3 separate regions of the Homo sapiens genome follow, and regions 2 and 3 are each linked to region 1. Evidence: read pairs that join two places in POLR2A ChIA-PET (ENCODE). Cell type or tissue: CD4-positive, alpha-beta T cell. All regions are shown on one strand. Each heading gives the region's core, and the rest is flanking DNA. Links, peaks and the distances in the headings are about the cores only. Region 1 holds the start of LOC107984781 (a long non-coding RNA gene). Region 2 overlaps UACA (uveal autoantigen with coiled-coil domains and ankyrin repeats). Region 3 has its middle 31 kb from the start of LINC02205.

Region 1 (7,287 bases), core at 2,239-6,238:
TTTTTCCTGAGAACATTTGCACTCTGAAGAACCCATGGAGGTGGAAGGTCAAGGTTATTGAGGGAGGTAGATCTGAGGAAAGCACCTGCATCAGGTGACCAAAGGGCAGGAGCATCTCCAATTCAGCACCAAGCCCCCTGCAGGGGTCCCAGGCAGTCGACAGTAAGCTCTGAGGATCCGCTGTGTGCAGGGATCAGTCCTGGACACTAGGAAACAGTGAAAAATGTGGCACTGGGACTCAGTGGCACCTGCTTTGTTGGAAAGACACTGTCCTTATTTTGGAAAAATTCCCAGGGAAGAGAGCACTTCCCACCCTTGGGAAGCTCTCCAATTTGTTGAAGACATATGACCTTCTGAAGCTCCCGGTCTTGTGGAGAAGACACTGACTATGCCCTTGGAAAAGCCCAAACTGTCTGTCAGATGGAGAGAGGGGAGACAGACAGCACCTGCCCTTGGGGACCCTCCAGACTGATAGGATAGAGGATAGAGGTTGGGGCAGGGGCTGGCCCTTGACCTCATGGGACAATATCATCCCTGAAGTCCCCACTCCAGTATGGAGTTAGATCCCAGGAGGTGGTGCCCACACATGTGTACATCTGCCCTACAGCACCTTGCCCTGGCATCATTCCTTTTTTGAATGGCTATGAATAGTGATGATTTTCTTTGAACTTTGTAACCCACCTCAGAGCACACCTGTTGCCTACATGCCTCTGCCTGCACCTGGCACCTGATTCAGCCTAGCCCATGAAGACTTTGTGTGTGGGTCCACAGAAAAGCCAGTCTCTGTAGGGCAGGACACTGGGGCCTCATATCCAGGCCCGACACAACAATCCTCTTATCCCAGGCAAGTGGCCCTGGTAGCTGGCGAGTCCAGGAGAGGAGGGACCATGATCAGTTTCCCACAGGCAGCCATGGAGGTGGCATCCAGCCCTCTGCTCAGGAGCCATAGAGCAGATGGTGGGGAGACGCCAAGGGGACAAATGGAGTAGGCTTCTGCTTCTTCACACTTCTGTCTCTCGTGATGCCAGATTCCCAGACCCTACCAGCCACAGCACCAGCAGTGACTTGGGTACGAACCACAGGTTTCTGGATTTGTACCCCACCCAGCTCCCTTCCTGGGCTCTAGGTCCCAGGTCCCACCCTTCCTGAAGGCCAGGGCCCTGTTGCCACCACAATATGACAGAAATCTGTTTCTCCAGCTTACACTCTCCCCAGCCCCTCTGCTATCGTCCTCCCAGGCAGCTGTGCCTCTTTCCACCACCCTTGGACCAGCTGCTTCCCGGTGACTACGGCTTATTTCAAGGGCCCGTGTACTACTCCCCAGGCCACTTTCCTAGGAACTTAGGACAAGGGCCTCACACAAGGCTCAAAGTGCCCTTTGAAAAATGTACTCACTGACTGGTGAGAAACCTAAACTGGGCACAACCCAGGGTGTCAGGGAGTTGATTCTCTCCTACTTCTCAGGTCCCAGCCTTCAGGGGTCCCAGTCACTGCCTCCTGGCCCCCTGGACATATTCTAACTCCCCTCATTTGTTTGAAAGTCTCGGTTCCAGAGTAGAAATGGCTGCTCCTGTGCCCCAGCATTTCTGAAAAGTGATTTCCAGATTGTACCCCACATCTTGACTATACAACTTTTTTTACTTAATTAGGAATTTACTTTATTAAGAACTACTGCCTGGAAAAAAATCAATAAATAGTTTAATAAGCCAGACAATTTAGTCCAATCATCAGGAGTTAAAGTTTATTGGAGGATAAAGTCTGTACGAGTTGTTGAATAATCTAAACCTTGGCCTAGTTCTAAGTAAAAGTAGGTTTGTAGCAGGTGCAAACCTGAGCCCTCTCTCTGCTACCAAAACAGCACAGGAGGATCTTCCTGGGCAGCTTCTACAGAGAACACATGGCGTCCTGTTGCTCTTTTGCACCCAAATGCACGCTGACCACTGATTCTAACCAGGCTCTCCTACCACTGGGAGCAGGTTAAAAGATGTCTGGGATTTCAGAAAGGTGGAAGAAGGAAAAAAAAAAAAATGACTCAACTGGGATCCTGAGGAGCTGATTCCAAGCTGTTGCCTACTCTCATCACCTTCCAAGGAAGTCATCCAAACCCTCTGTTTCTTTAACCATAAAAAGCAGGAAATGATAACCATCTTGTGGATTATTCTAAGGAATGTGAAGAGACACAAAGGAGCTTAGCCAGAGATATTCACAATGAGCATGGCCATGTCTTCCTCCTCCAGCCAAAGTCTCCTGCAGTTACTGAAATCATGCATTTTGAAGGATGAGGAGGAAAAACAACAGAAGGAAGAAGAGGAGGGGAAGGAAGAGGAGGAGGAGAAGAAGAAGAGGAAGGTGAAGGGGAGGGGGAAGGGGAAGAAGAGGAAAGAGGAGGAGGAGGAGAAGAAGGAGGAGGAGGAGGAGAAAGAAAGAGAGAAAGAAAGGAAGGAAGGAAGGAAGGAAGGAAGGAAGGGAGGAAGGAAGGAAGGAAAGAAAAGAATCTGTCTATTGCCAGCACTGCAAAGAGGAAGGAAGCAGGGACAGGGGAGGTGCGGAGGGAACAAGGAGCAGGGAGGGAGAGGAAGTGGAGCTAAGCAGACCAGAAATATTGAGGAATTCCTGGAAGATAGAAAGCAGTAGGAACTGAGCTGACAGAGGAACAAAAACAGAGAAAAATCACAGCCCAAGACGTGAGGAGTTGCAGGAGAAACAAACAGGGATTCTCGAGTACAAATTGAAAAACGTGAATAGACGATGAAGAATCACCAAGCATTAGAAAAACCAGCAACGTAATCCCTGAGCTCACGCAAAGGATGAACACCCAAGGGAAGAGCATCAGCAGAGGAAACAGACAACGAAGTAAAAATAGTAATGAATATTCTCAGGAAGATTCACGATGATGATACACAAATAAAGAATCACAAGTTGCAATGCAAAGCCACGATTCTCAAACTTTAAAATATGCTTATAAGAATTAAAATCATAATGGACAGACTGCATAAAGGAATGAGCACAGTGAAGATCCAATTAGTGAGTTGGACGGTGGAGCTCAGGAAAGTCTCCTAGGACACAAATGGGAAGGCTCAAGAGAGTCTAGGGGTTGTAGGGCCGGGGGGGTGCCTGGCAGGAAGAGGGAGCTCCATCTTTGTTGCTTGAATCTGAAAGGCATTTGATGAGAGGCAGCCCGGTGTCATGGAAATGATTCTTCCATCATCACAGCAACACTATTCATGAGCGTATCAAGTTTTTTTGTGTGTGAATTATGCAAAAGTAGCTTCCAGCCTAGTCCAAGTCAAAAAAATTATACGTTCAGAATCAATGGAGTCTGAATTAGCTACATTTGAGTGCTCAGGGACCTCAAAGGACACACACATGCACACACACACACACAGACACACACATGCACACAGACACACGCACACACACAGAGCTAAACTGAGCTTACTGAGCAGAAGGGTCTCCTTCTAGGGATTATACAGCCCAATGCTCTTGTTGCAGAGAAGAGAAAACTGAAGCTCAGAGAGGCAGAGTTGGCCCCAGACTTCCTCTGACGCTCCAAGCCTCAGGCCATCCTTTCAGAAGGATCCTCGATGTCTCAGGTCCACCAAGCTGAGCACAGTCTTGACCTCTCTTTCCCATTGGCTGGGGGCAAGCCCAAGGACCCTGAGAGCAGCATCTGCAGCATCAGCTCTAGGGAGCAGAACTCCATCAGAGGAATCCAGTGTCCTCTTCAATTTGGGCCACAAAGAAGAAAGGAAGCCAGCTGCGGTCTTTTCTGCCGCATTCAGCTCCCTGCAGGGGCCCCACAGGCTTTGTCACGTGGCCTTCCGGATCCAGTGTGTCTTATTCTCACCCATTTACCCAACCACCCCATTTTTTCAGTAAGCACATCTTCCCTTCAGTTTTTAGTCCCCCTAGGGCACCATCTGAAGCCAGTTTCCTGTTCTCCCTGCCCCTTTATCCTGTGGGTTCTTCTAGAGGAAGGAAAGAATTCAACATTGATCAAGCCCCTCCCATGTACCAGACTCTGCGGGGCATTTGACACACTTGACCTCTTTTAATTCTCACAGCAATGGTGTGATGCAGGCATTCTTTCCCCCTTTTCCAGATGGGAACACTGAGTTCAGAGAAGTTAAGTAACTGAGGGAGGGCCACACAGCCAGCGGACGGGGAAGGCAGGAATAAATGCAGGCCTCTCTGATGCCTTGCTCCTCCTGCACCCAGGCCACCCTCCAGCGAACTTTAAGTCTCCTGAGACTTCTGGGAAAGGGCATTCTACAATAATTGGGGCAACAAAGCTTGGGAATGATATTAACTTCAGGTGGCAGGTAGGTCATGGCCAAATGGGGGCCTTGCCACAAGATTCAAAGCCACTCGATCAGGGAAGCTGCCTAGAGGAGGAAGATTCTGAGCTCATTCCTAGAGGGAGACAGGCAGAATTTGAGGAGCCAGGGAGAAGAAAAGAAGACCTTCCAGGCTTAGCAGGCAAGATTTTAAATTGCTTTAAAAAGTAAAAGACAGTAACTCCATCTGCCTTTAAAGGGGGCAGGGATGTGGAATAATTTATATCAGAGAAAGACTACATCGTGGCCCAGATGCCTTTCACTGGCGGAGTCTGGTGGGGGAGGGTGGCCGCACTGGAGAAACTGATCATTGTAAAGGGAAGATTGGCAGGTCAGGCCTCTGCTGGGTCCAGCCTGTGATTTTGATGTACAAAAATGGGTCCCAGCCCAAGTAGTAGATGTGGAGAGCTAAAAGCTGCTCTGCTAAAGACAGCGAAGGAAACCTGAGCTTCAGGAGGGCAGCCCACGGGAGAGAGGTAGAAGGGCCGAGAAAACAAAGAAAGGGAGAAATGTGAGGTCCAGGGAGAGTGAGGAGCTGGGAGATCCAGACGCCTGGGGGAAATTTTCCCAAGGAAGGTGTGGCCAGGATCTTTAGGGACCAATGAGTGACATTTAATTTGAAGTTCCCTCTGCCATGCCATAACACAAATATACACTCCATGATCCACCTGTCATCAGCAGAACATGTGACAGCGTAAAGCTGTGGTTGCTTTAGGGCCTCAGTGGTAGAGGGGATCAGGCTGTAAGTTTCCCGTTATTCATGAAATGGGGACGTGCAGCACTTTTATTAAATAGGAAAGGGTGACTCCATGACAGGAGAGCGTGGGGACAGCCAAGTGGCTGACATACAGGTTACAAAAGCAGGGATAATAGTGGAGACAATACGTATGAATGAGGTTGGCGGCTTTGATTCACAAGTAAAAGCCCCATCCTCATCCATCCACGTAGGCCATTTCCATCTCATTTTAGGTAGTAGGTCTGTGGCACTTGTCCTGGAGGCAATTAAAGTTGTTTCTTAATAGTAACCGAAGCTCTTACATTGCTGAGTACCAGCTATATGCTGGCACTGTTCTGAGCACTTCCCAAGTATTAAGTCAATTAATCCTCACCATCACCCAATCACGTAGGTTACCATGCTTACCCTCATTGTGCCAATGAAGAAACTGAGGCACAGAGAGGTTACCTGCCAAGGTCATACAGTAAGGGGCATAGGTGAGACTCCAGTGCGGGCGATCTAGCTCCAGAGTCTCAATCTGCATCTCTTCATTATATCATAGAATCTCCCTGCAGAACAGCTCAGCCTCTGCCTTGCTTCATGAGACTGGACAGAAGGACTAGCTGCTTAGAGAACAATAGGAAACCTACAGACCCTCTTGATTCCATAAAAAGTTACCCTTGTTCTTGGTTAATCCAAAGAATAAAATCAGGATCGATGAGTGGGAGAAATGAGAAAATCGATTCCAGCTCTGCAGAAGACTTTGCTAACATGTTGAGTGACCCACACAAATGCATGGTCTCAGTAGGTAGTGAGCTCCCTGTCATCAGAGTGGTGCAAGTAGATACTTTCCAATGACTTGCACACTCAGCTAAGGGGTCTTTTAAGTTTCTCTCTAATTTGAGATTCTATGACTCCAGGAAATTTTCCTGATCTAGAAGAAACTACTTAAAAGAGCGACACTGGGGATCACAGTTTCCGTGGGCTTCAAGTTACCGAAGGTCTGTTGTGTTGGCCATTTCTGAAATCCCCTTTCTCTCCTTGTCCACTTGGTTAACTCTCAGTCCATTCCCACTAGACATGGGGTCTCCCAGGCCCTCCCCACCTCCTGCTCCCTGGTTGACTTTTTCCAATCATCACATCTTTCTGATTACAGCTCACCCTCCCTGCCTGCCCAGTGAGCACCAAAGGGCAGAAATCAAGTCCCATTTGTGGTTCTAAACCCACAGCACTAAGAGTGGGGAAGGTGGTCAATGGGATCAATTCAATTCAGCAAATATGTCTTCCCTCTCAGTCTATTATCCTCCAGTACAATTATCTGTGTTTACCAACAAGCTGTCTCCCTAGCACTATCTTACTGTCCACTCTGAACATCAAGCTCTCTGCCCTATGCACATTCTGTAAATGATTCATGGATGAACAATGTCAGAGATTCCCTCCCCTCTCAGGTGGCTTCCTTGTGGCTTAGTTTTCCAGGGTCCACAGGAGGTGATATGGCCTAGAGTGGCCAGATTTCCAACAGCAGGGATCCTTGTCATTCTACAGCCATATTCATCTCTGCCTGGGGTGCAGACTTAAATGCAGAGTCCCCCTTAGAGGAAGATCTTGCTGGCAGAGCTGGGAGCAGGCAGCTTTGTGGTCAGCCCCTGCAGGGATGGCCTCAGCTGTACTGGGCAGCCACACACAAGGTCACACCTCTCCCCAAGGAGGACCACATCCAGTGACCAATGATCAAGGTGGAGGACTGTGCAGAAACGTGTTAGCAAAGCCACATGAGACTGCTCTCCTTAGAAAGTCCTGCTGGCCAGGTTGGCCCTTGGCTGGCATCTGGGAACCTGGATTTGGGGAGGTTTCCCACCATTCCCTGATAAGAATGTCTCACTGTGCCTATACTGTCCAGACAATACCACGTGTGCTGAGCACCTGCTTTCCTTCTGGGAGCCTGGAATTTAGGTACATGGCAGGCAGAGGGTGCCTGTGTTCCTGGCCCTTCGCTGTCCTGACAAAAGCCCTAAGCCCTGAGTCTCTAGTGAACTGGCAACATTCGACACGTGCAGGCACAGCTTGTTGCTGGAGGAATGATGCTTTCCTGCGTGACTCCGCTCGGAGAGCACTCCCGGGAGTTAGTGCCTGGTTTCCTCTGGACTTCTCTTGTGACTTTTCCCTTTGCTGACTTCATTTTGTATCCTCTGACTGTAACAAGTCACGGCCATGAGTGCCACTATATGCTGAGTC
Region 2 (7,287 bases), core at 2,074-6,073, 140 kb after region 1:
GTTTCTTAAGTTCAACAATATTGGATTTCAGAGCTATTATCTCTTTTTCATGTTTCTCAGGAGGTACAAACACAGTTTCTAGGCGGCTTACATCCTTACTTAAGCTGTCATTTTCCAGTAGCAATTTCTCCATTTCCAACTTCTTTTCTGTATATTTTTGTGTTACATCTAAAAGCTTTCTATTAAGATCATCAATAATTGCATCATGTGACTTTTTCATGTCTTCACTTACTTTTAAAGGAACATAATGATTTTTCATTTCAATTGTTAAGTTATGTGCTTGCTCCTTGAGGAGCTTATTATCCAAATAAACTTTTTCAATTTCCTTTTGTAGTGTCTGATTTTTCAATGTTAACTCAGTGATCTTCTTCCCAAGTTCTCCTGATTTCTGTTCTAATCTGCTCTTAACCTGTTCATGTTCCTCTGGTTTGACGTGCTGAGCAAGCTTGGCCTTAACATTCTCAAGTTCTCTCTTTAACTGTCTAATTTCACTAAGTGATTTTTCATGTTCTCTTTCCATTTCTACTAATTTTTTTGCTTTCTCATTCACTTCATTTGATAATGAGCTCTTCATGTTTTCAAATTTTTCAGCTGGAATGGAAAGGGCCAACTTCGCTGACAATTCTTTTGCCTGGCCTTCCATCTCTGTGACCTTTCTTCCTTTCTTCTCTCGCTCCATTTCACACATACTAAGTTCCTTCTGTAATCGCTTATTTTCTTCTATCAGCTTGCCTTCATCCCTCTTAAACTCTTCTACTATCATCTCATTTTGTTTGATTTGGTTTCTTAATTTCCCCACTTCTGCTGAAGCACCTTCATATTTTACTTTCAAGTCTTTCAACTGATCCTTCAGTTCCTCGGTTAGTCTGTGATTCCCTGAGGCTGCTTCACTTGTTAAGTGTTCTTTAAGGGCAAGAAAATGGGTCTGCATTTGTTTAACTTTACCTTCTGACTCATACATCCTCTTCTGCACATCTTTTAATGCATCTTCTAATTGCTTTATCTGTTCATCTGAATCCTCCTTGACCCTTTCACATTCTAATGCTAAAGCTTTGCATTCTGCCACTTTGTGTGCCAGTTCATTTTGGAGCTTCAGTCGGTCTTGTTTTGCTGACTCACAGAAAGTTCGCATTGCTTCTAACTCTTTCTTTAAAATTTCATTTTCAGAGTATGACGTTTGACTGGGTAAAGATAGTTCCAGAGGTCTTAACATAGATCTGCTTTGCATATGGGCTGGTATACCTGGGGAAGTACACTGAAAAGAAAAAAAAAAAGACATCAATCACAAAAGCCTAAATGAGACATTTACTATACTTATTTGCCAAACTTAGAGAAAGTTAGCACATCATCAGGAATCAAAGGGTTTTCAGATTAGGCAGTAAGATGGAAAAAAAATCACAATGCTGATTTTTGTGGTAAGGAAACAGTTCTGGATATGATTTCCTTAATACATTCACAACATTTTGAGAGTTCTGTTCACGTAAGTCTATTTCTGGCAGAACAACGGACAATGGCCATGGCTACTGGGTGCTATTTTGTCTTTCTTCCCCCATTCATTAACACCTACCCACACATGAATATCATCAACTTTATCAAAACATATTTATTATTTCTATGTTTTATGGTACATAATGTGCTTAGAACTTTAAATTCTGAAGAAAACCATCATATCCTTGAATAAAAACAAGTACTGCGATTTTAAATTTGCAGATAATTTCATAGAATTATAGATTTAACTAATAAGATTTTTGACTTCTGCGTACCTTCACTGTTAATCCAACAGAATATTCTCTGAATTATAAAAATACCACGAAAAGAAACCCAGCTAGTTATCAGAGTTGTCAAGAGAATGATTGGTCACAGCCAGCACCAGGGAAAGAGAGTCTCCCAATAGACAGAAAACACCTGGAGCTGGTGACAGCGGCTTCCTGATAAGATCTCCGGAGCTGGGTGAGCAGGCTCAAGCATGCGCACTAAGAGGCAAAATGGTGGATGTATGACCTTCTTCAGGGAGCATTTGACTGGTAAAGGAAAATAGCCCCTAGAGAGCAGGTGCACAACCTTAGTAAAGGCACTACACATGTGGCCCCTCCTAAGTGCTGACAGGCCACTATGCATGCAGATAGCCTGCCCCCAAGAGAAGAATCAAGGGAGGAGAAATGCAAACCCCAAAACCAAGCCAGTGCATAAAAATCCCAAGCCAAGGGCTGAACAGGGTACTGGGATCTCTCAAGCCGCCCACTTGGCCTTCTTCCAAGTGTACTTTGCTTCCTTTCGTTCCTGCTCTAACACTTTTTAATAAACTCACTCCTGCCCTAAAACTTCCCTTGGTCTCTCCCTCTGCCTTAAACCTACTTCTGCCCCTCAGCCGAATCCTTTCCTCTGAAGAGGCAAGGATAGAGCTTGCTGCAGACCCCTACAGATTTACTGTTAGTTAAATCTGAACTGCCTTTCCCCTGGATCAAGAGGAAAAAAAAAAACCAAAAAATTATATTTTGGATTATTCATATCTGTCTTCCCCTTTATATGGGCAAATATGAAGAGTTAACTAATCACTGTTAATGAACAGAAACTTAGCATCAAATGCAATGAAACTATAATTCAAATCTCTTATTATAACCACTATCATCAAAAACACTCTAGAGGGCACCAGAAACAGCAATATCTGTTTTTATTAAACTCAAGAAAGCAGGACCAACTTGTCTTTGATAATGAAAACCTCACTCTATGTATATATACTTAATGTACAATGCCGCTTTCTCCTCTCTTTATAAAGGCACAAAAATTTTCTTTAAATGTTTTTTAAAATTAAAAAAAAAAACAGTTATTACCTGTGAGTCTGCCATATACATCTGACCTTGTTTAAGAAGCATATCTTCTTTTCCTAAATAAATGCAAATGAATGACATTTTAACTTCAATATCCATACTAAAGTAGGCTAAACATTAATTTGATGTTATTTCCTTTATTATTCAAATAAAAGAGAAGCAAGAGGTACAACACAAAAGTATCCTCATTCTAAAATACCCATTTTCCCCTTATTATTTCTATAAACAGAAGTACCTACAATCTACTGAACAACAGATACTAGGTTGGTTTTTTTTTTTCTTATTTTTTTCTATGCTCTCTCTCAGCAGAATCACTAAAACTTCAGAAATATTGAGGACTCTTAAACTAGGCTACATGATAATAAAACATATATCTTATAATCAATCAAAACAAAAATGATGATTTAAATTTATAGCATAAATATTACTGTTGTAGGAGAGAATAGTTTAATAGTCACTAGGAAACAAAAACAGATTTTCTAGAGAAACTGTTTAACATTGCAGAATAAAAAAGATTATGTAGGGTCTAAAAATAATTCATAAATGTAATTTTAAAATGCCTACTTGCATTAAGACCGATTTCTCCAAATTAGAAAACTATGTTTATGTTCTTTCCATAAAAAAATGAACCCTAAATATCACAAGACAAATGTCTATGTCTACTAATCAACAAGGCAAATTTGGTAATTCATACAATATACAATTTTAAAATACAGGTAGCTAAGGAGAATCAGAGCTTCAGTAATTATCAGAATATGTTAGAAGTTACAATAGTCATCTTAACGTCTTCCTAGTTCCATGTGCTGATGAAGTTTAGCAGCAGGAATATCTTGTACAGTTATTCCTGTATAGTTAAACAAGTAAGAATAAACATTCTTCTTTACTTGAACTAGGTGAACTGTAATGATAATCCATACTTTTATACTTACGGTTACTGAAATGACTTCCTGATCCTAAATGATCACTCTGAAATCAGAAGCATAAAATATTTTAGGGTGAATGCTGCCTCATTTTGTTAAATTCTGTATCTATTTTAGCTCTAAATCATGCAGTCATTAAAACTACATTTTTGACATTCTTGTTTCTCCAGAGCATTATTCTACTCAAACCCACAAAAAGAAACAACACTAGCAACACTTAGAGAGATCAGCTGGGAATAAAGTACTTCACTAAGCATTTTAATAAAAGCAGCCAAGTGTTTTAAGAAAAAACTTTATTGCTCAAAAGAAAAAAAAAAGTGAGCCCTAAATGAACTGAAACAACTTTCAAAGACTACTGTTTGCTACTGCTTTACCTCAAAAGGAAGGAAGTGGCCACATTCATGTCAATAACTCATTTTACTTTACCACTGTAGGAAGCAGAAACCCTACCTCATTGACTATGAAATATCAACATAACCACTTCTTCCAGAGTTTATAAAATACCAAGTACTTTGAAAGTAAAAAGAGAGAGAGAGCAGGAAATGAAACTGAGGCAGAGACCTACACATAGTAATAAATCCATCAATCCATTAGTTAGGAAATAATAGAGAACTCTAGCTACAGTGAATCAAAATATACTGGGTTGTTCCTTTTCCCAAGTAAGCCAAATACAAAGAATCTAATATATAAATTAAAATACTACACTTCAAGGGTAAGAATAGGCCAGGCACAGTGGCTCACACCTGTAATCCCAGCACTTTGGAAGGCTGAGACAGGCAGATCACTTGAGCCCAGGAGTTCAAGACCAGCCTAGGCAACGTGGTGAGACCTCGTCCTTACAAAAAAATACAAGAACGAGCTGGGTGCGGTGGCTCATGCCTGTAATCCCAGCACTTCGGGAGGCTGAGGCAGGTGGATTGCCTGAGGTCAGGAGTTCAAGACCAGCTTGGCCAACATAGTGAAACCCCGTCTCTACTAAAAATACAAAAAATTAGCTGGGTGTGGTGGCGGGCACCTGTAATCCCAGCTAGTAGGGAGGCTGAGCCAGGAGAACTGCTTGAACCTGGGAGGCGGAGGTTGCAGTGAGCCGAGATCGTGCCATTGCACTCCAGCCTGGGCAACAAGAGTGAAACTTCGTCTCAAAAATAAATAAATAAATAACAACAAACACACACAAAAACATTAGCTGGGCAGGGTAACCCAAGGTACTCAGGAGGCTGAGGTGGGAGGATCACCTGAGCCCGGGGAGGTCAAGGCTACAGTGAGTGGTGATTGCACCACTGCACTCCAGCCTGGGTGACAGAGTGAGATCCTGTCTCAAAAACAAAACAAAACAAAACAAAAAACCCCAGAGTGAAATGAAGAGTAAGGACAGGCAGATGTAGTTCATATTTGTATATTTAGGTGTATCAGTCCTAAAAGCTACATACCAAACTCTGAAGTAGTTGACCATGATAAAACAGTCCACAATTCCATGACTAAATTAATGCCACCTCCATTAATCATTAGTGCCCCCACAGTATGAAAAAATACCTATAAGCTTAGTTAAGCTCTTTGTTCTATGGAATATTTAATACTAAAGTTTACAATAACTACTAAATGGCCTCATACATGTATTAGGGGGTGCTATGCACATAAGGAGTTCAAAAAACTTAATTTGGTCTTATTATCTCTATTACTCAAATGAAAACAAATATAAAAGTTGTAACATAAAATCAGTCTCATTCTAAAATATCCATTTTCCCCATATTTTTATACATACAAGGGAAATAGCTACATGTTAAGTTATTATACATAACTCGTAACAGTAATTCCTTTGACAGTTAAGCTTTTTTAAGCATGTGAGATAATACAGCAGTAGATATTCAATGTTTGTAAATGATGAATTCTTAGTAGTTTGTTGGTTGGTTGGTTGGTTGGTTTTGAGACAGGGTCTCACTCTGTTACTCAAGCTGGAGTGCAGAGGCATGATCTCGGCTCATTGCAGCCTCCACCTCCTGGGTTCAAGTGATTCACCTTCCTCAGCCACCCAAGTAGCTGGGATTATAGGCATGCACCACCTCGCCCAGCTAATTTTTATGTTTTTGGTAGAGACGGGATTTCACCATGTTGCCCAGGCTGGTCTCGAACAACTGAGCTCAAGCGATCCAATTGCCTCGGCCTTCCAAAGTGTTGGGATTACAGGCTGAGACACCACACCCAGGCAAATTCTTAGTAGTTTTTAATGGTTGCTGTTATAAATACTGGGTCACATATAAAGTGGGACCTGTAATTTTCTGTTTGAAAGTAAAAAATCATATCTAGCATAAAATTTCATCACAATGAATACGTAGTGACTGAGGAAAATGTCCCCATCATACTGAATGGGAACAGTTACAAAACAGGATGTACTATATGATCCCACCTGTTGAATGAGTATATAACACACAAATTATGTACAAATGTCTGAAAGGATTTCAGTCAGGTGCTAGCAGAGTTAAGATTATAGGTGTCTTTTGCATCTGCTTTCAGTTTAAATATACTTTCTTATTTTTCTAAAGTAAATAAGTATTTTTATAAGAAAAATAAGTTACTTTTATGACTATTGTAAGTTATAGACTTGACATTTTAGACAAATTGTTTGTCTAAAGCTACAGAAAAACATCTTTTTTTTTCTTCCCCTTGAAACAGAGTCTCACTGTCACCCAGGCTGGAGTGCAGTGGCGTGATCTCACTCATTGCAACCTCCACCTCCCAGATTCAAGCAATTCTCCTGCTTCAGCCTCCTGAGTAGCTGGTATTACAGGCATGTGCCACCACGCCCTGCTAATTTTTGTATTTTTCGTAAAGACGGAGTTTTGCCATGTTGGCCAGGCTGGTTTCAAACTCCTGACCTTAAGTGATCCACCCACCTTGGCCTCCCAAAAGTGCGGGGATTACAGGCGTGAGACACTGCGCCTGGCCTATACCTTACACTTAAGACATGCGAAAGTCTAGCTCCTAGAAGAAATACATACATAAATAGTACCGAAATTATATTATACTTTGATTAATACTTAAAAGGCCCTGTATATACTCCTAAATTTTCTCATTCAAGTAATTCTAAGTGTAAAACTAGCATTGTAGTTAAAAGCACAACAGATGCTTGGGTTCAAGTCCTGACTCTGTCACTTATTATTTGTGAAACCCCTCATGGGTAAACCTCTCTGTGCCTCAACCTCCTTACCTGTGAAGTCAGGTAACAATAAAACTTATCACATAGAGTTGATTTCTTTTTTGAGGTACGACAAGAATGCAAAGTACATGGTCAGTGCTATTAAAATATTAGCAATCACCAGTTTCACAATTAGCCTAAAAAAGAGTCTTCAAATGTGAAGAAGATAGAAGCCACTACAGCTAGATCATTCTTTGGGTTATAAAATGGTGTTTCTGAATAATCTTGAAAATTCAGTCACATAAATATGTACACATATTAAGTGTGTATAATACAATGAATTTTTGCATATGCATACCTTTTGTAATTATACACAACCCAGATTAAGATATAAAACACTTCCAGG
Region 3 (7,287 bases), core at 2,261-6,260, 61 kb before region 1:
CATTGTTCCCCTTCAGGGATGATGTGTGGGCTGAACAAGGTGATGTCCAGACAGTCCTAAGCACAGCAGTAACTGGCCCCCAGCGGAGCTCAGTAAACTTCGGCTGTAATTATAAGCTGTTATAAGGCACTTGGCAATGGAGTAGATACTCCATAAACAAGCATCATACAAGTGTAAATAATTATTAATTATTATGATGACTAATCATCATTATTATTGATGATAAATGTGAGAAATGCTACCCAAACACCAGCTCCCCCACTCAATCTGTTTGCAGACAGACATCACTCCTCAACCATGCAGAAAAAGTCTGGGACCCAGAAGAAGAGCTGGTTCCAAGCACCCCAACAGGGAGCACTGTCCTCCCTCCAGTCTCCATGCAGCACTGTGCAGGCTGGTGTCACCCAGGCAGGTGACATTCACCCAAATGCATCCCATCTGTCTGTTCAGTCTGCTTATGGCCTGCGTCTTTTCAGCTTGGCTCCTCTGTGTCTAAGTTGTTAAATATTTTGGATATCACCTCAACAAGAAATGTCTTTGTGATTTCTTGAGTCCTGGCTCATGAGCAGCAAGGCTGACCTGAGTGCAGAAAGTGACCTGGGGAAATCCTGGTCAAGCTCCCAGAACTCTGCTTCTTAGATGAAGTCAGATAGACAAGGAGTGAGCTTTGCCGAGCAAGCAAATTTTACCACCATCCTGAAAAATGAATCAAGGCAAGGCCCACAGAGGTACCCAGGGCCTAGCTCAGCACCCAGCAGTGCAGGAGCTCAATAAGTACATGGATGGGTGGATGGGTAAGTGGGTGAATGGATGGGTGGGTGGGAGGATGAAGTATATTAACCATGCCTTTTTTCTGTAGCCCTTGTGCTTTGACATCTGGGGCCTTGCTGACCCTGGAGAGACTGCCGCAGTCTCTATAGATAGTCCAGCCAGTCCTACAGATCGTGAAGGACTTGCCTACGAGTGTGCCTTGCTTATGTGTCTGAGTGCAGTCATGCTGCTATAACAAAATACCACAGACTGGGTAATAGATAAAGAACAGAAATTTATTCCTCACAGTTCTGGAAGCTGGAAGTCCAAGATGAAGATGCTGGTGGGTTCCATGTCTGGCAGGTGAGGACTAGTCTCTGCTTCTAAGATGGTGCCTTAAACACCGTGCTCCAGAGGGGATGATACTGTGTCCTCACACAGCAGAAGGGCAGAAGAGAAAAAGGACAAAAGAACCTAGCTAGTTCCCTCCGGCCCTTTTGTAGGGCACTAATCCCATCCGTGGGGCGGAGCCCCCCTAAAGGCCCCACCTCCTAATATGATTGCATTGGAGATTAAGTTTCAACATAATTTTGGAGAGGATGCAAATGTTCTAACCATAGCAATATGCAAACAGTCCTGAGACTACCCCCGCCCCCCACCTCCTCTACTGGGCTGTCACACTCAGGGCCCCTATGCCCCTTCCCCAGTCACCCCAGGGCCAGGTACCAAACAACTAGGGACTGTGTCCCAGAACCTTACATTATTCAAACTAGCCGATCCTAAACCTGCTTGCCCTGCCCTGCCCATCCATTCCCATAGAAACCACCACAAAAGTTCCTGCCCATGTTTTCCCCTCGCCCCCTGCCTCCTGACTGCCCCTGGTGTTTCCCCACGTGGCCCCGCATGGTGTGGCATGCTCCCTTCTCCTGGAACTGTGAGTAACAAGTTTTCCATGGCATCAGCTCCTGATTTATTGGCCGTGCCATACCTGAATGATAATAAAGCCTACATCTTCAATGTAGAGGGAAGGAGGAAGGGAGGGAGGGAGGGGAAAGGTGGATGGAAGAAAAGAAGGAAGGAAGGGGGTTAGATGGATGGATGGATAAAAGGAAGAAAGCAAGGGAGGATGAAATCAACCTGGGCCTCAAGTTTCCACAGGAATGATCTGACTATAACTTTGCTCCATGGTTGAAAAGAAGCAGCTTTCTCCTACCAAGTTTTGGCTGTGTTTGGGAGAATGTACCTTCACAGTGCCACAGGCCAGCAATCAATACAGCATCTTCTCACTCCCTTTGCAGACAGAAAGACCTGGATCTGAATCCTGGCCCTGCCATTCACTGGCCATGAGACCATGGCCAACTGACTTAACCTGTGTGCGAGACACACACATGTATATGTCTACCTTCCGAGTTCCCTGATGCTAGAACCAGAAGATGCAGGCATAGCATGGTTTCCAGCACAGAGTACGCACTCCCCGACATTCATAATGAGTATTATTATTCGGCTATTCTGCAGTCCCGCACCCCAAGTGCCATCTGTTAGAAAGACTGTGCTATTTGGTCTAAATGTCTTCCTCACCCAGAAGCCCCTATTTGGGGCTCTTGGTCTCTGCCTCACCAAAAGCCATGCTAATCCCTTCCTGGTCCCCAGTCCGGAGTTCAGGGCTCGGCAGGCAAACGCGTGCTCCCTATCCAAAGGACTAGAAGGGCCCTACAACGCACCACATGCCTACATTTCACAGACCTCTCTTCTGGAGTTACGCTGACCCCTCCCCATTGAGAGGCTGCTTGGCTTTCCCTGCTGCTTTTAAAGTGAGAAGGGGGAGGACCTTTACGCTGGAATCGCATTTCAATTTCCCCATCTCCCCTGTACACCATCACTCAGTAAAAATAGCTAATTTTAAAATGGCTGCTCTTATGATGGACGAGATTAATGGATCTTGAAGAGCAGCCAGTATACCAACTGCTCCTGCAGCCATGATGAAAGCTAATAATGTAGAAAATTCTGCCAATTCCTTTAATTCATGAATATTTAAGCCTGTGAAAAATCTGTCAGATTATATCATTTTTTTCTGGTGATTTTCCGCCTAAGTACGTTCATGGCAGCCTGCCAGTTGCTCAAGAAACTTCAGCAGGAGCAAAATCATTTTTGTTGTTGTTGTTACTATGGACGGCCGTCTTCTCCTTGCTGAATTTATCCCCTCATCCCCGGGTGGAGGATCAGGTGCACTCGAGACAGCTAAAGGCAACCACGGTGATTTCCCCCAGCAGGCACAGATTCCTCTCCCAACCCAAAGGCTGGCAGGGGCTTTTGTGAAAGGAGACCATGGTTTTCAAATTGTGTTCCACGGCACCCAAGTCTTCCTCCTTGGGGCCCGGGGGGATCACTGGGAGGGGTTTGGGCTGGACATGCTGCGTGCATGGGGCTGCCGGACCCAACTCCCACTTGCACCAAGCAGTTCTGTTTGGTGCATTGAGATTCCCTGCAAATAAGTGTTGCCCCAACTTAAAACAATTTGAAAGGCATGAGCATGGAAACCACAGCTCTAACCCACCCCTCCCGGCTTGAACAACAAAGGGAGAAACTCAGCCCCCATGATGGTAACTGGTAAGCCCACCTCATGGGAAGCACTAGCAGTGGCACCTGAGCGGCAACCAGGATCCTTAACTGCAAGTGAGCGCTCTCTCCCCATCTCCAGCACACTCTGGGTGACCTCTTGGGCTCTGCCTGTTTGGGGAAGGCAGGAAATGAGGCTCAGATGGGCCACGCTCCCCAGCCACAGTGGAAAGTCCTCTCTGAAGCCAAGATGTTTCCTTGCAAAGACAAGAGAGAGCGAGAGAGAATGAGCATGTTTAGTGACTTGAGAGGGAGGGAGGGGTGGCCAACTTCAGAGATGATTATCATTCAGGGACTTGTTGGCTGGAGGAAGGAGCGAGCTTCTTTTTATAGGAGCTCCAGTTCCTCGTTTTGTTCTCTTCGGGTTATTCTCCAAAGAAAGCCGGCTCTTGAGTCAGCTGGCAGGAGAGCGAGGCGAATGCGCTGGTGCTGGCCGCAATGGCCCCGGTTCAACGCTCGCTCCAGCTGGTCACGTCCTCACCGGGGCGGCCGGCGGCCTGCCTGCCCACGCTCTGCCAGGAGCCCAGGTCAGCCCTTGCCTCGCCGGGGCCGGAGCCCGTCCAAAATCAACAAGTCTTTTGTGCCTCTCCTTTGGACGCTGTATAATTACAGCAAACATGTATTGGCGGTGCACAGCGATTGTGAGGCAATTGTTGAAGGATCTCAAATGCGCTTGGCATTTGGTCTTGGAGAGCAATTCGAGGAACCACAGCTCCAGTTGGCTCATGCTGGCCAGAAAACAAGAGATTTTCAGAAGTCGTGAGTGGTGTGTTGGCACAGCCTCCATGTAGTTCATCAGCTATTTCCTTGATAGTGGGTTGCGTTTTACCACCAAGCCAACTGACTGACTCATGAGTCAGGGACTTAAAAAATAAATAAATAAGGGAGGCCATCGGTGCCCGCTGAGCAAAACACGTCAGGCTGCCGACAAAATGGGCCCCTGCTGCTTTCCGGGTGGTTTCATTTTTCCTCTTTTTGTCTTTTTGTTTGAAAACTATGAAAGTGAAACTGCACACCTCCCCCCTCAAGCTATTCTGTTCCCATGGGCAGCCAGAGGAGATGGGTGGGTGACGGGGTCTCCCAGCAACACCATCTCTCGGCAAATTCACATTCCCATCAACCAGGCTTGAATGAGGTGTCTAGTGTGTGCCCGGCTTTCAGAGGGCCTCTGTGGAGGGAGATGATGTTCATTGAGCTGATATTAATTGAACACATGACATGGCCGAGGGCACTCACCCAGGTGTGGCTTGCTTTAGCCTATCGAGAGCTTAATAAGGGCAACAGCTTTAGCCTCAATTTATAGACGAGGAAACGAAGGCTTCTGAGGCTAAGATTCATAGGTCACACACTTAGTAAGTGGCAAAACTGGGGTTGGAACCCAGATCTGTCTGATTCCAGTACTCCTCCTACCAATATTCATGTCATTCCAAGGCTCACTTTTCCATAAATATCCAATGTTTTCAGTGCAGTGAGTTCCTTGAGCTTACAGGGGTGATTCAGACTGACATGGTCCTTGCCCCTCCAAGGCTGACATTTAAGCTGGGAAGACAGAGTCAAGGATGAAGTAGACAATTGATCCTTTCATTGCAATTGTGGTTCTTGCCCTCAAGGAAAAGGACAGAGTGGTTACAGCACAGGGCAGGGAACTTGGCCTGGCCTCACAGGCCTAAGAAATTTGAGGGATGATAGGAATTCAGTGGATAAAGCATTCCTGGAAGTGGGAACCACTGGTGCAAAGACCCCTGGGTGAGAAGAAGGGTGTGGTGTTGTGGGGGAGCTGACAGGAGGTCAGGGAGCCTGGAGTGCCCAGGGTGAGGGAGCCATGTGGGTGGAGAACCTGGCCTGGGCCCTGAAGGCCAAGGAAATGACTGCAGGGGTTTATCCCAACAGCAAGGGGCAGCCATTGATGGGGTCTAAGCAGTGCCATGATCAGATCTGCATTTGTAAAAGGACCCCCCAAAGGACCCCCTTGGTTGCTTTTATGAACAATAGACTAGAGTGACAGGAGTAGGTGTGGGGAAGGTCACTGAGAGACTAGTGATACTAGTGGCTCATGGTCTAGGGTCTAGTTCAAGACACACGCTGCTGAGCACAGCCAGGCCTTCTCTCCCCATCCACCTCATCTCCCCTCAAAGGTGCTCCCAAGGGTCCACCCGCTAACCAAGGTCATCTCATAATTGGGGAATAATCTTACAAATGCAGAAACAACGCCCAAAGAGCAGAGTGACTAGGCTGTGGCCTCACAGCCAGTGAAGGACCCCTATTCCTTGCACCTCTCAGTCCTGTGCCCCAGCCCCTCATCAGCACCTCTGCTGTGCCGGGAAGGGCTCCAGTGCATGCACCCAGCTCCCACTGAGGCCAGGGTTGTGGCGGCTGCAGAAGCCATGTCCCCTTTCTCTCCTCCCTCCTGGCTTCACACTGTTGGAAGCCATTCTTCTAGGCAGTCCCTTGTGGACCCTTCAAGTTGGCTTTTGAAATGGCTTAGCCAGATTTCTTCAGAGTTGAAAAGTGACTCCTTTCACATCTTCCTGCCTTTGCACCTGCAGTTTCTTCTCCAAGCAGTGTTTTTACTGTCTTACCCATCTGGTGACTTAGTGTGAAGTGGAGATCCAGGGTCCAGCGAGAGCTCAGGGATCCTTCCCCCAACTCCCACCCCAACCCCACTCCACCTCACCCTTTACTCTTGCCCAGGATGAGTCAGTCACAAGGGACAAATTTCACATTTTGTAGGGTGCAGGTTTCAAGGAGAACAGAGGTCACAGGACTATAAATGGGTCTCTTTTCTTTTTCCTCCCTGGCAAGACTATCTTTGGATCAGTCAATGCCTGATTGGCATGCTCTCCCCTCCCTTCCCATTCCCTCCCTTCTCTTTTTCTCCTCCCTCTCCTATCCTCTCTTCCCCCCTCCCCATTCCCTCCCCATAGCAGCTGGACCCAAGACCCTCTTTTCAGGACTAGGAGGCCGCAGGCTAGCCAGGGCAGTAGGCTTGGGGCAAATGCCTTCTCCTGCCCTCTGTCTTGTCCTCCCTTTGCTGCTCCCACTCCCTTAGAGGCCAGAGCCAGACTGAGATTTTGTCCCCATGTGGGTTAGGGGGAAGGGGCTCCTAGAGCTGTTCACTGCTGGGTGCCAAGCTTCTACCTCTCTAACGTGTCACTTTGGCTGTTCTGTACCATTGCTATGAGGAGCCGTCAGGGAACTCCTGGGGAAGGGCAGCATCCAGGGTCCCTGGAGCTTTTGACCTAACACCATCCTCAGAGCATCCCAATCTTGCTGCAATTTCTAATCCCCATTTTGCAGGAGGCTCAGAGGGGCTAAGGAACTCTCTTCCTGCTAAGTGGAAATGAGCACGTGAAGCTGAGCCTGTTCTATTGCTTCCCGGATCATGGAGGAGGAGGAAGAGATGGAGGAGGAGGAGATGGAGGAGGAGGAGATGGAGGAGGAGGAGGGAGAAGAGAAGAAGGACACAAGGCTCTGTCCCTATCAGCCATCTGGTGCCCAGAGTAGGGCTGTGCCCCTCAGAGCACATGAGCCCTGCAGAAAACTGGGACATGGAAACGAGCCTCCCCGCCCAGCACCCCACTCCCAAGAGCCCACATGGCAGGGCAGGGCCTGGAGACTGGAGGGCGAGCCCCTGAGACCCCAAAGAACATCGACCAGTCCCAGGAGGGCTGCTGAACCCTGTTCAGGCTCCCCGGCCAAAATACCACTGAGGGCATCAGCTTGATGAGGTGCAGCGACTGGGATTTGATTACTCTGGCCCTGCCTCAGGCTTTTCCCACTCTTTCCTGTGGCTCCAGACAGGAGTACCCGGCCCTTCCCACTCACTGCCCCTTAAGTCTCCCTCAGCATCCCTCCCACCCCAGCGCCCCAGCCCCTGCCAGCCACCTGCTCAAGGCAGGCCTCTCTCCCTCCCTCCGGGCG

Evidence for each region. Peaks named below come from ENCODE experiments on the same cell type or tissue, not always from the same donor. Only the 100,000 strongest peaks of a DNase experiment are listed, where the experiment ranks them.
Region 2: POLR2A ChIA-PET joins it to region 1 with 5 read pairs; 1 of 35 experiments calls an interaction of 5 or more read pairs at or near these places.
Region 3: POLR2A ChIA-PET joins it to region 1 with 6 read pairs; 6 of 35 experiments call an interaction of 5 or more read pairs at or near these places.

Annotation. Positions count from the first base shown.
Region 1 is chr15:70,531,998-70,539,284 of GRCh38, forward strand. LOC107984781 (a long non-coding RNA gene) reads right to left here and starts at 3,750. Exons shown (of 2, transcript XR_007064698.1): 1 at 3,440-3,750. RefSeq lists an enhancer at 3,668-3,837. In CD4-positive, alpha-beta T cell, for the core only: no CTCF peak of the experiment used is centred there; DNase peaks (open chromatin) are centred at 3,394 and 3,794; H3K4me3 peaks cover 2,036 bases; H3K27ac peaks cover 1,866 bases.
Region 2 is chr15:70,668,208-70,675,494 of GRCh38, forward strand. It overlaps UACA (uveal autoantigen with coiled-coil domains and ankyrin repeats), which reads right to left. Exons shown (of 19, transcript NM_018003.4): 14 at 3,758-3,794; 15 at 2,832-2,884; 16 at 1-1,255. Among named protein-coding and RNA genes, the nearest start is that of SALRNA2, 37 kb to the left of the region's middle. In CD4-positive, alpha-beta T cell, for the core only: CTCF peaks have their summits at 2,639 (motif pointing right) and 2,856; a DNase peak (open chromatin) is centred at 4,144; H3K27me3 peaks cover 328 bases.
Region 3 is chr15:70,471,044-70,478,330 of GRCh38, forward strand. No RefSeq gene overlaps it. Among named protein-coding and RNA genes, the nearest start is that of LINC02205, 31 kb to the right of the region's middle. In CD4-positive, alpha-beta T cell, for the core only: no CTCF peak of the experiment used is centred there; a DNase peak (open chromatin) is centred at 4,238; H3K4me3 peaks cover 919 bases; H3K27me3 peaks cover 281 bases.